2 separate regions of the Homo sapiens genome follow, and region 1 is linked to region 2. The links are chromatin contacts, found by Hi-C in ENCODE. All regions are on one chromosome and are shown on one strand. Each heading gives the region's core, a stretch centred on a gene start or an enhancer-like site at or near the end of the contact. The rest is flanking DNA. Distances are from core to core; before and after follow the strand shown. Region 1 holds the start of DLAT (dihydrolipoamide S-acetyltransferase). Region 2 holds the start of C11orf71 (chromosome 11 open reading frame 71).

What was found. A loop is a pair of places that touch in the nucleus more often than their neighbours do. Pooled maps may share reads with other maps.
Region 1: a pooled map shows a loop between it and region 2 (18-fold over the local background). The contact joins the promoter of DLAT here to the promoter of C11orf71 in region 2. A Hi-C loop is called at or near these places in 7 of 50 pooled maps.

Annotation. Positions count from the first base shown.
Region 1 is chr11:112,022,651-112,028,065 of GRCh38, forward strand. DLAT (dihydrolipoamide S-acetyltransferase) reads left to right here and starts at 2,758. Exons shown (of 14, transcript NM_001931.5): 1 at 2,758-3,101; 2 at 3,548-3,649. The coding sequence starts at 2,823. DIXDC1 (DIX domain containing 1) reads left to right here. Exons shown (of 20, transcript NM_001037954.4): 20 at 1-3. RefSeq lists enhancers at 1,720-1,909, 2,560-2,759.
Region 2 is chr11:114,399,132-114,404,575 of GRCh38, forward strand. C11orf71 (chromosome 11 open reading frame 71) reads right to left here and starts at 1,380. Exons shown (of 1, transcript NM_001271562.2): 1 at 1-1,380. The coding sequence starts at 1,200. The coding sequence ends at 829. It overlaps RBM7 (RNA binding motif protein 7), which reads left to right and starts at 1,535. Exons shown (of 5, transcript NM_001286045.2): 1 at 1,535-1,636; 2 at 2,567-2,729; 3 at 3,697-3,784. The coding sequence starts at 1,541. RefSeq lists enhancers at 622-1,164, 878-1,267, 1,165-1,707.

The DNA.
Region 1 (5,415 bases), core at 1,508-4,007, 2.4 Mb before region 2:
AAAGCAAATTTCCTCAAGTGATCTCCCTGGTAGCATGTTTACTCACTATGTGGAGTGGAGATAAGAATTACTTTATTGCTACAGATATTTTACAATTAGTATTTCTATGTAAGCACATAGGCTATTATCAAGGACAATTTATTTAGCACTTATTTTGAAATTATATGTAAACATGCAAACAAATAAGAACCCAAGAGTATAAACTCTATGACAAAAGTCAGTATGCAAGCATTAAGAACTCTTTCAGAAATGTGTATTTAAAATGACCAGAATTCCCAGATCATTTGAAAGCTGCCTCTTAAATGCCTCTTATCAATTCATCTTAAATGTTTGCTATATTAAATTCTTTATCCCTGAGTGCCTTCATTTGACTTCCAATTACGTATTTTCAACTATTAATTGGCTATCCCATTATGTTAAAATTAAATATGTACATAACTCAAAATCTTTCACTACCAACTAATTTCTGTTTCTCTCAATATCAGTGATATCACCATTCTCTTAAGTATCTCTATTTCAAACCTTTGAGTCTTGAGTCTCCTTTTCCATAATTTCCTTTATCCAGTCTGTTTAGTGGAATTCAAGCTTGTTCTCTCAGGACTGATTTGAGAAACCTAAGCATTCCTAGCCCACCTCTGGGGTAAGCTCGCCATCTCTGGACTGTTTGAGCTATGCATTCCTATAATTTAACTACACTTAAGTCAAAAGTATATTCAAGACACAAACTCGCTATTCTTTGAAAAATGCAAAACAGGGTTTAAGCAAGCATACCTAAGTGCACAACAGATCCGGAAGATCACCTCATACTTTATACCAAAGTCTAATTTAGATCCAGTTATTAAGTTCAAATGCAGCAAAAGCAGCAAGATATTTTAGCCAACTCAAAAACATTTTTATAATAATTTATAAGTCCTGGGCGGGCATGGTGGCTCGCGCCTGTAATCTCAGCACTTTGGGAGGCCGAGGCAGGTGGATCACCTGAAGTCAGGAGTTTGAGACCAGCATGACTAACATGGTGAAACCCCGTATCTACTAAAAACACAAAATTAGCTGGGCATGGTGGCACGTGCCTGTAATCCCAGCACTCGGGAGGCTGAGGCAGGAGAATCGCTTGAACCTGGGAGGTGGAGGTTGCAGTGAGCCGGGATCATGCCACTGCACTCCAGCCTGGGCGACAGAGTGAGACTCCATCCCCAAATAATAGTAATAAGTCCTTTCAGTAATTACAATTATTCTTTCATTGCTTCTTCCAATTGTTAATTCATAAGTTGTACATAATTGTAACAATATAATTGCTCTCTTCATATTATTTAAAATATGCCTTTTCATTCAATCTAGAAATTTTATATTTCTCAATTATATTGCTTACATATTATTCTGATAGACAGCTGTACCTGCTTAAACATTCCAATTTAAGTAGGCATGAAATAGTACATCCAATCTGTTTTAGTTTTCCAAATTAATTGTTAGCAAGATTAGCCCCCATTTTTTTTTTTTTTTAACAGATGGGAGTCTCATTATGTTGCCCAGGCTGGTCTCAAACTCTTGGGCTCAAGTGATTCCCCCACCTCAGCCTCTCAAGCATTGCTGGGACTACAGGCATGCACCACCGCTCCTGGCTAAAATCTTGTTTTAAGTTTCTTCCCTCCAACTTCCTCTTGCGTTCTTGGTGTTCTCTAACCATCTCTACAGGGGGGAGGTGGTGATACACAGCACATGCTTCCTCCTTATCTAATGTCACCTTCAGTTCAGAAACGATATGTTTTCTAATTAAAAGACAACTTTACAAGAGAAGCGTGCCTAACAAAATGTGTAGATGACTTTTTATTCATTGATTCAAAAGACATACATTCAGCCCCCGCTATTTACTGGATATTAAGCTCTGGGGCTACATGGAAGGACCACGCAGACACTCTTCATGCCTTCAACGGCTTACAGTTAAGTTTTTCAAACATTTGAAACATAACGAAGCTTTTGGTTACTTAAAAGAATTCTATGGTATTAGGGAGCAACACCTGTTTTGTAAACCTATATCTTCATACAGGGAATATGCTTAATCTTGCTACAGTATACATGAATGCGGGAATGTATCTTCCTCTGGGCTGCCTTTCGTTACCACTTGGCTGGGTGGAACACCTGTTCACTCCACTTTCCACTTGGGCTACAAACCTGAAACGAAATCTTTGCAACCAGTACAGCCTGCGCGGGGCGCGGCCCAGTCCATCCCCCTTCGGATGCGCAGAAGCAGAGGTCACCACGCCGGACCCCTCGATTCCCTCGCGGGCGATTCCTGGCTCCTTCACCACCCCAGCACTCCAAGACCCCCGCCCTTTGGCCTGAGGCTCCCACTGCCCTAGCCAGTTCCCGGGCTCACTTCCAGCTTTTCCAGAAAGCTTGGCCACGCCCCTCGGCCCAGACTCTCAGGCCACTCGGCCGCAATTAACCCGCGTCTCTGCGCCTTTTTAGGCCCCTCCCCCTCGGTCGTGCCCTTGTCATCTCTTAGGCCCCGTCTCACCCTTTCGGATGCCTCCCCTAGAACCCTACCACTTTCCACCCCTTTCCGTCTGTTATTTCTCCCAAACTTGCGCCCGCACAGGCCCCTCTGGAACACTCCTGCCCCGTAGTGCCCCTCGTCCCCGCTCCGTAGAGAAAGAGCGTGCGTGCCGCGCATTTCTGGCCTGGGGAGCGGGTGGAGTAAACCTGCGGGAACCATTTTACGACAACGTGCGGCTGTGCGGTGTGGCTGACGGCAACGCCGCTGCTCTTGGAGAGGTCACTCCGGAGACGGCGTTGGTTTTGGGGTGTGGGGGGTTGGTGGCACTATGTGGCGCGTCTGTGCGCGACGGGCTCAGAATGTAGCCCCATGGGCGGGACTCGAGGCTCGGTGGACGGCCTTGCAGGAGGTACCCGGAACTCCACGAGTGACCTCGCGATCTGGCCCGGCTCCCGCTCGTCGCAACAGCGTGACTACAGGGTATGGCGGGGTCCGGGCACTGTGCGGCTGGACCCCCAGTTCTGGGGCCACGCCGCGGAACCGCTTACTGCTGCAGCTTTTGGGGTCGCCCGGCCGCCGCTATTACAGTCTTCCCCCGCATCAGAAGGTGAGCCCTAGACCCCCCTTCTCGGGACCCCGTTGTCCTTCAGAGCTGACTGGATGCCTGCAAGATCCTCCTTGAGAGGCCTCACTGATCCTCCACCCATTCCCAGTATCTGCTTTGGCCCTTTGTCCAATAGTTGGCTTTGCTGTAGCTCCTTAGTGTCCCTCTCATGATCTATTTCATTGAAAGGAGAGCTTCAAGACTGGGGCTGTATGCAGAATATCTGCCGAGGTTCATGCTTTGTCAGACCCACAGGACTGTGGAGGAGAAAGCCTGTCACTGGAAATTACTAACTTCTCATGGACAGGAACTCCCTTGGCATCCCTAGTTCCCAATGTGCAATGGAACTGTATACACTTTGCATGAAATTGAATTGAATGAAATCTTAAGCCAGACTGAGAGTTAGGTAGTCCTTAAAAATTTTAATGTTTCTTCTTTTCCTTTTCCAGGTTCCATTGCCTTCTCTTTCCCCCACAATGCAGGCAGGCACCATAGCCCGTTGGGAAAAAAAAGAGGGGGACAAAATCAATGAAGGTGACCTAATTGCAGAGGTAAGTTTTTTTTTTTTTTTTTAATTAATTTATTTATTTTTTTTATTGATCATTCTTGGGTGTTTCTCGCAGAGGGGGATTTGGCAGGGTCATAGGACAATAGTGGAGGGAAGGTCAGCAGATAAACAAGTGAACAAAGGTCTCTGGTTTTCCTAGGCAGAGGATCCTGCGGCCTTCCGCAGTGTTTGTGTCCCTGGGTACTTGAGATTAGGGAGTGGTGATGACTCTTAAGGAGCATGCTGCCTTCAAGCATCTGTTTAACAAAGCACATCTTGCACTGCCCTTAATCCATTTAACCCTGAGTGGACACAGCACATGTTTCAGAGAGCACAGGGTTGGGGGTAAGGTCACAGATCAACAGGATAAGAATTTTTCTTAGTACCGAGCAAAATGAAAAGTCTCCCATGTCTACCTCTTTCTACACAGACACGGCAACCATCCGATTTCTCAATCTTTTCCCCACCTTTCCCCCCTTTCTATTCCACAAAACCGCCATTGTCATCATGGCCCGTTCTCAATGAGCTGTTGGGTACACCTCCCAGACAGGGTGGTGGCCGGGCAGAGGGGCTCCTCACTTCCCAGTAGGGGCGGCTGGGCAGAGGCGCCCCTCACCTCCCGGGCGGGGCAGCTGGCCAGGCGGGGGCTGACCCCCCCACTTCCCTCCCGGACGGGGCGGCTGGCTGGGCGGGGGGCTGGCCCCACCACCTCCCTCCCAGACGGGGCGGCTGGCCTGGCGGGGGCTGACCCCCACCTCCCTCCCGGACGGGGTGGCTGCCGGGCGGAGACGCTCCTCACTTCCCAGACGGGGTGGCTGCCGGGCGGAGGGGCTCCTCACTTCTCAGACGGGGTGGCTGCCGGGCGGAGGGGCTCCTCACTTCTCAGACGGGGCGGTTGCCAGGCGGAGGGTCTCTTCACTTCTCAGACGGGGCGGCCGGGAAGAGACGCTCCTCACCTCCCGGACGGGGTCGCGGCCGGGTAGAGGCGCTCCTCACATCCCAGACGGGGCGGCGGGGCAGAGGCGCTCCCCACATCTCAGACGATGGGCGGCCGGGCAGAGGCGCTCCTCACTTCCTAGATGGGATGGCAGCCGGGCAGAGACGCTCCTCACTTTCCAGACTGGGCAGCCAGGCAGTGGGGCTCCTCACGTCCCAGACGATGGGCGGCCAGGCAGAGACGCTCCTCACTTCCCAGACGGGGTGGCAGCCGGGCAGAGGCTGCAATCTCGGCACTTTGGGAGGCCAAGGCAGGCGGCTGGGAGGTGGAGGTTGTAGCGAGCCGAGATCACGCCACTGCACTCCAGCCTGGGCACCATTGAGCACTGAGTGAACCAGACTCCGTCTGCAATCCCGGCACCTCGGGAGGCCAAGGCTGGCGGATCACTCGCGGTTAGGAGCTGGAGACCAGCCCGGCCAACACAGCGAAACCCCGTCTCCACCAAAAAAATACGAAAACCAGTCAGGCGTGGCGGCGCGTGCCTGCAATCGCAGGCACTCAGCAGGCTGAGGCAGGAGAATCAGGCAGGGAGGTTGCAGTGAGCCGAGAAGGCAGCAGTACAGTCCAGCTTCGGCTCAGCATCAGAGGGAGACCGTGGAAAGAGAGGGAGAGGGAGACCGTGGGGAGAGGGAGAGGGAGACGGAGAGGGAGAGGGAGAGGGTAAGTTGTTTTAAAGTAACGGAGATGAGTTCGAAGAGACTGGCTTTGCCTAATTGACTGAACATTGACTTTCTGGATGTGTAGCTACCCCTTTGTTTAAGAAACTGAAGTGT
Region 2 (5,444 bases), core at 130-2,629:
CTATTCACTTAGTAGCCTCCCCATCTAGAATATACTCCGTGATCTTTCTTGATGGCCAGACTGTGTAAAATTCATACAGTGTTTACTACAGGGATCCCCAAATATTGTTAGTTGAATGAACAAACACACATTTCAAGGAGGGCACTACAGTGAGTAGATGAACAGTTTTCTGATAGGAGATTGTACAAGTAATGTTTTCACCAGTGTATTTTAGGACAGCAGATTCAGATTAATGCGCTGGGACTGAATGCAAATAGTAAAATTACAAATATAAAGTAAAAATTTGGAACCTTTGCCAAAGAAAGGAATAATAAATTGATTTAATAATTTGAAAGAACTGTAAGGTTTAGGTTTTGTTCTTATTTTTAGTGCGACTGAGATTGGAGTCTGTTTGTAGACATATCTGAAAAAAGTGAAGGGGGAGATGGAAGATGGTAAATGCCAAGGAAAAGATGGAAGGATAAATCAGTGTAATAAAAAGGAGCACTTCTTTTTCGCCAACAGAAGTAAAGGTAAAGGTTAAGTGTCTGAGTTAACGAATGGATTGTTGACCTCTGGGGAGGGTGCTCCCATCAGCTCAGCTTTGTGACGACCTAAGAATATCCCTTCCACACCTTTCCTGATCCAATCGTTCTGGCTGCATAAAACCACCTAAATCAATCAACTGTTACACTTCCCTTAGTGCTAGGACATATTCATATAACTCCCACGTATTAAATGAAAATACATCCATCTAAAAATAAAACAACACGATTGCTGCTACACCAAGAAAGGATTTTAAAAAGGCCTGTTCACAAGCTAAGTGAGGGCCAGAGGAAAGGTGTTCGTTTAAACTGAAATTCGAGCTGCGATAACACCTCCTAATGCAATCAAACGCTGTTGCAGCACACTTCTTAGGAGATCGGGTTCAACGGCAGGGATTGGGTAAGGTGAGAATCTGGCTTGGCGGCTCCGGCCCCGGCCATCTGGTTCCCTTGGGCTCCGGCCGCCACCATCCACTCGACGGCTCTCGGCCCGAACGCTTGGTCGCACCGCCTGCCGAGGTCCTAGATGAATCGCTTCAGGCCTGGAAACGAGGAAGCCGTCTCCGGAGACCATCGCCAACGCTGACGCCCGCGGTCTGAGGTCGCCATGGGAAGAGCGGTAGGCCACCCTGCTCCTCTGATCACCGGAGGACAGGGACACATTGTTCAGGGCCATATTCAAACACTGCCCGCAGTACTTGCGTTACGTCCCTTTGTGAAGGCAGGCCCTTCGCGGCTCCCCAGATCAGTCCAGCCTGTGTCGGACCCGATGACTAAGCACACAGGAACCCATAACTGAGCCTGCGGAAGAGCCAGAAGCCGCCTTGCCTTTAACGAGGGGTATCCTGGCGAGCATGCGCAGACCGTCCGCGCACGTCGTCGCCCGCTGAGAGCAAGCGCAACGGGCGTTTTCGTTTGTGACGCCAGGGAGCGTGAGGACGTGGGGCTTCCGTGAATGCGCAGTGGGTGCGTCGGCCACGACCTTTTGGCCAGGTTAGGGAGGGGGCGACGCTGAGATGGGGGCGGCGGCGGCGGAAGCGGATCGCACTCTCTTTGTGGGCAACCTTGAAACGAAAGTGACCGAGGAGCTCCTTTTCGAGCTTTTCCACCAGGTAAGCGGCTGGGTTCGGCCCTTTGCCTTTCGTTTTCCGTCTCGCCTAGGGCCTGGCCAGCGGCCACCCCGTTTTCTTTTCGTAGCCGTCAGGGGACCCGACGGGTGGCTGTTTGGGGGTGAAAGGCGGGTCTGGGTTGCGAAACGCTCGCTGGGTGTCGCTTTCCTGGAAGATCTTGGTTCGTTTAGGCCGAAAGTGACGACTAAAGGTGGTGGAGGGATCCTCGATCAGGTTTCCCGTGGTAGAGATCCAGGGGTCCTTGGGAACACAGTGTGTGTGTAGGGTCTTCGTTGAGCAGTGCTTTTTCTTATCCTTCCTGTTGTCATCTTCCCCTTAGGATAATTTGTCTTTGGTTTATCTGACTGGGAACTTAATATTTTAATTTATTTGTGTCTGTTTTCCCCTAAAGTTTGCTTATCAAATTGCAGCATTATTAAAATATGTAAAATAAAATGGTTAAGTACTCCGTAGAAAAACAGCATTTTAGTGTTGCTGTATTAAAAAGTGTGAAAAATTCTGAGTATCCTATTCCCCCCATCCCTATCCCCTAATAACTGGTATTGTTTGATTAATCAATACAAAAGTCCGTTTTTAGTTAAAGAAAATCATTCTCTTGTTCTTGATAAATGTTCATTTTCATGGAGTGGCAAAATAATGGCGATTGGTCACTATGTTAAGCCATACAGTGCTGTGAATTGCAAAAGTGATTGTGTTTCCAGTTCCTTATGGGCCCCCTTCCCCAAATAAATCTAATGTTCAGTCATAACTAGGATGTTTACTGTAGCCAAAATGGAAATCCGTGCATCATTTTCAAAAGAAGTTTCTGATTACGTTTCTGTTGTTTTTAAACTTTGTCATATCTTATTTGTAAAATTTGAGTATTTTCCCTTAGTTGCTTTATTTAAATTCTAAACACCTTTTTGTTTGTAGGCTGGGCCAGTAATAAAGGTGAAAATTCCAAAAGATAAGGATGGTAAACCAAAGCAGTTTGCGTTTGTGAATTTCAAACATGAAGTGTCTGTTCCTTATGCAATGAATCTACTTAATGGAATCAAACTTTATGGAAGGCCTATCAAAATTCAATTTAGATCAGGTAACTGCCCAATGAGGTTCGGGGGGCATTGTTTCCTGCTGTTTTTAAATTTATTATTCAGTTTTAAAGAACCTCTTATTTGTAGATGAAACTTCTTTCTTAAGCATTGTGAATAGTAAACTTTATATAGCAAACTTTATATATCCCTGAAAACGGGTAACATTGACACATGGATTTTGAAATTAGAATTTCAAAACTGAGCTTAAAGTTTCATTTTGGGTTAGTGAAAAAACATAAACTGTATCACTAAGAGAGCTGGGCTTGGGTACTCTGAAAAGAGCTAGGTTTATTTTCTGAAAATACTTCTCCTGGCTGCTTTGTAATTACTTTTATATATTTTGGTTCTTGATCATGTGAGGATGAAACTGTCCATGTATCCAGTGTTACAATTTAGGGTGGAGATCAGAAAATTATGGTCAGATTGGATATTTATGGAGTGCTTTGTTTTGCTTATCTGATATTATACACTTATAATTTTCACCCCGATGAAGCCGTAAAGCGGTCTACAGCAGCTTGAGATTCTTTTTTTTTTTTTTTTTTTTTTTTTTTTTTTTTTTTTTTGAGATGGAGTCTTGCCCTGTTGCCTAGGCTGGAGTGCAGTGGTGCAATTTCAGCTCACTGCAACCTCTGCCTCCCAGGTTCAAGTGATTCTCCTGCCTTAGCCTCCTGAGTAGCTGGGATTACAGGTGCACGCCACCACGCCTGGCTAATTCTTTGTATTTTTAGTAGAGGTGGGGTTTCACCATGTTGGTCAGGCTGGTCTCGAACTCCTGGCCTCGAGAGATGTGCCCACGTCAGCCTCCCAAAGTGCTGGGATTACAGGCGTCAGCCACCGCGCCCGGCCAGTAGTTTGAGATTTTTCTCTTTTAGATTGTGTTTACCTTTTTGGAGTGATTTCAAGTGGGGAAGACAAAATTTCAAATTAGATTTTCTATCAAGAATAATTTTTCAAATTGTTTCATTTTAGGAAGTAGTCATGCCCCACAAGATGTCAGTTTGTCATATCCCCAACATCATGTTGGAAATTCAAGCCCTACCTCCACATCTCCTAGCAGGTAATATTTCTCACTTATTGTTAAGATCATTTATCAGGAATTCTTATAGGGAATAGCCTCAAAACACATGAGTAAATAGTCTCCTTCATTATTCTCTTATCTCTTCATTCTGCCGTTATTACTTGCCTTTTGGGGTTGTTGTTATGTATCTATTCTAAGGGGTATAGAATGTGTCTATTCTATAGACAAACACATTGTATATAGTCCCCTTAGAATAGATACGTATATAACTATTTGTTGATTTGTAGCGACATAACCATACCCACATATGTGTACAGTACATGTATACACTTGAAACAAAATTTCTCAAAACATTATTTACCCTCACTACTTGGATTACTATTTCATTTAAAACATTTTAAAATTTATTTTACAGTCATTAATTGGTTGTTACTTACAGTTGAAAAATACCAGTTAGTCAACAGTCTATTGGACTAAGAATTCCTAGAATTGGATTCTAGGTCTGCATCTATCAATTGTGTAATCTTGAGCTAGTCTCCTTTCTTTAGTCCCGTCTTCCCATGTGTAAGGAAAATAAGTTGAATTAAATGATTTGTAAAATCTCTTCAGGTACTGAGTATTAGAAAATATCATATTTACTTAAATGATTTTATTTGCTTTGGGGAGGTTCATATTTTACCAGGGACAATTTTTCCCGGTATATCCATAAAGCTATTTAACAGTCATTTAAGAAAGATTTAATAAATACCTGCCATATGTCAGGTTCTTCACCATATCTTTTACATATATGATTTCATTTATTCCTCACAGCAGTTTTATGAGGGTAGGGATTATTTTTATCTCTACCTCTTATATGAAGGGAAATGAAAAATGGAGGTTAACTTGCTCAGGTTCAGTGGGCTGGGATTCAAACCCAGGCAGTGTAGTGTGATTGAGCCCAGCCACTATGATGTATTATCTAGAGGAGCTTAAAGTCTAAATGAAGACACATATTATATATATTTTTGTGAATACCTGTTCAATTACTGTAATAAGTTCTCTAAAGAAAGAGTACAAAGGGCTTTGAGAAAATTTTAAGAGAAGGAGATGATATAGATGAATGTGGAACTGAAAGAAGCCAGTGTACCTAGATCATAATGAATGAAAATGGAGAGCAGTAGGGGATTTTGGTAGATAGGCTGGAGAGGGTCTTTTAAACTATAATCAGGATTTTGAGATTTTACCCTAAAATGGAGTAGGAAGGCAGTGAAATGTTTTAGGTAGGGTACTGATAGGAACAAGTTTATATTTTAAGAGTTGTTTGGTTGCAGTGGGAGAATGGATTGGAGGGGGCAAGAGTGAAAATAGAGCAGTGAGGAAGCTTTTGGTAGCAAGGCATTGATGTTGGAAGCTATTGATGGATGAGGTTGATAGTTTAGATTAAGGTGGTGCCATGAGCTGGAGAGAAGTGGATGGATATGAAGAGATACTAGAAAGTGGAATAGTGAGCCAGCAATAGTGCAAAAAGTGTACCCTCCCGGTGTTCTTTCTTGCCAGCTGAAATTAATTAACAGTGTTTAAACATTTCTTGGTAAAGTTGGCATTTAAAGCACTTCCAGCCCCTTTAATGGAGTCTTCAAAGGCATCCTAGGTAGAGGAAAATAAAAAGTTTTCCCTCTTAGAATTTCTTGGGGAGAAAAAACCAGGTGCAGTGACCCAT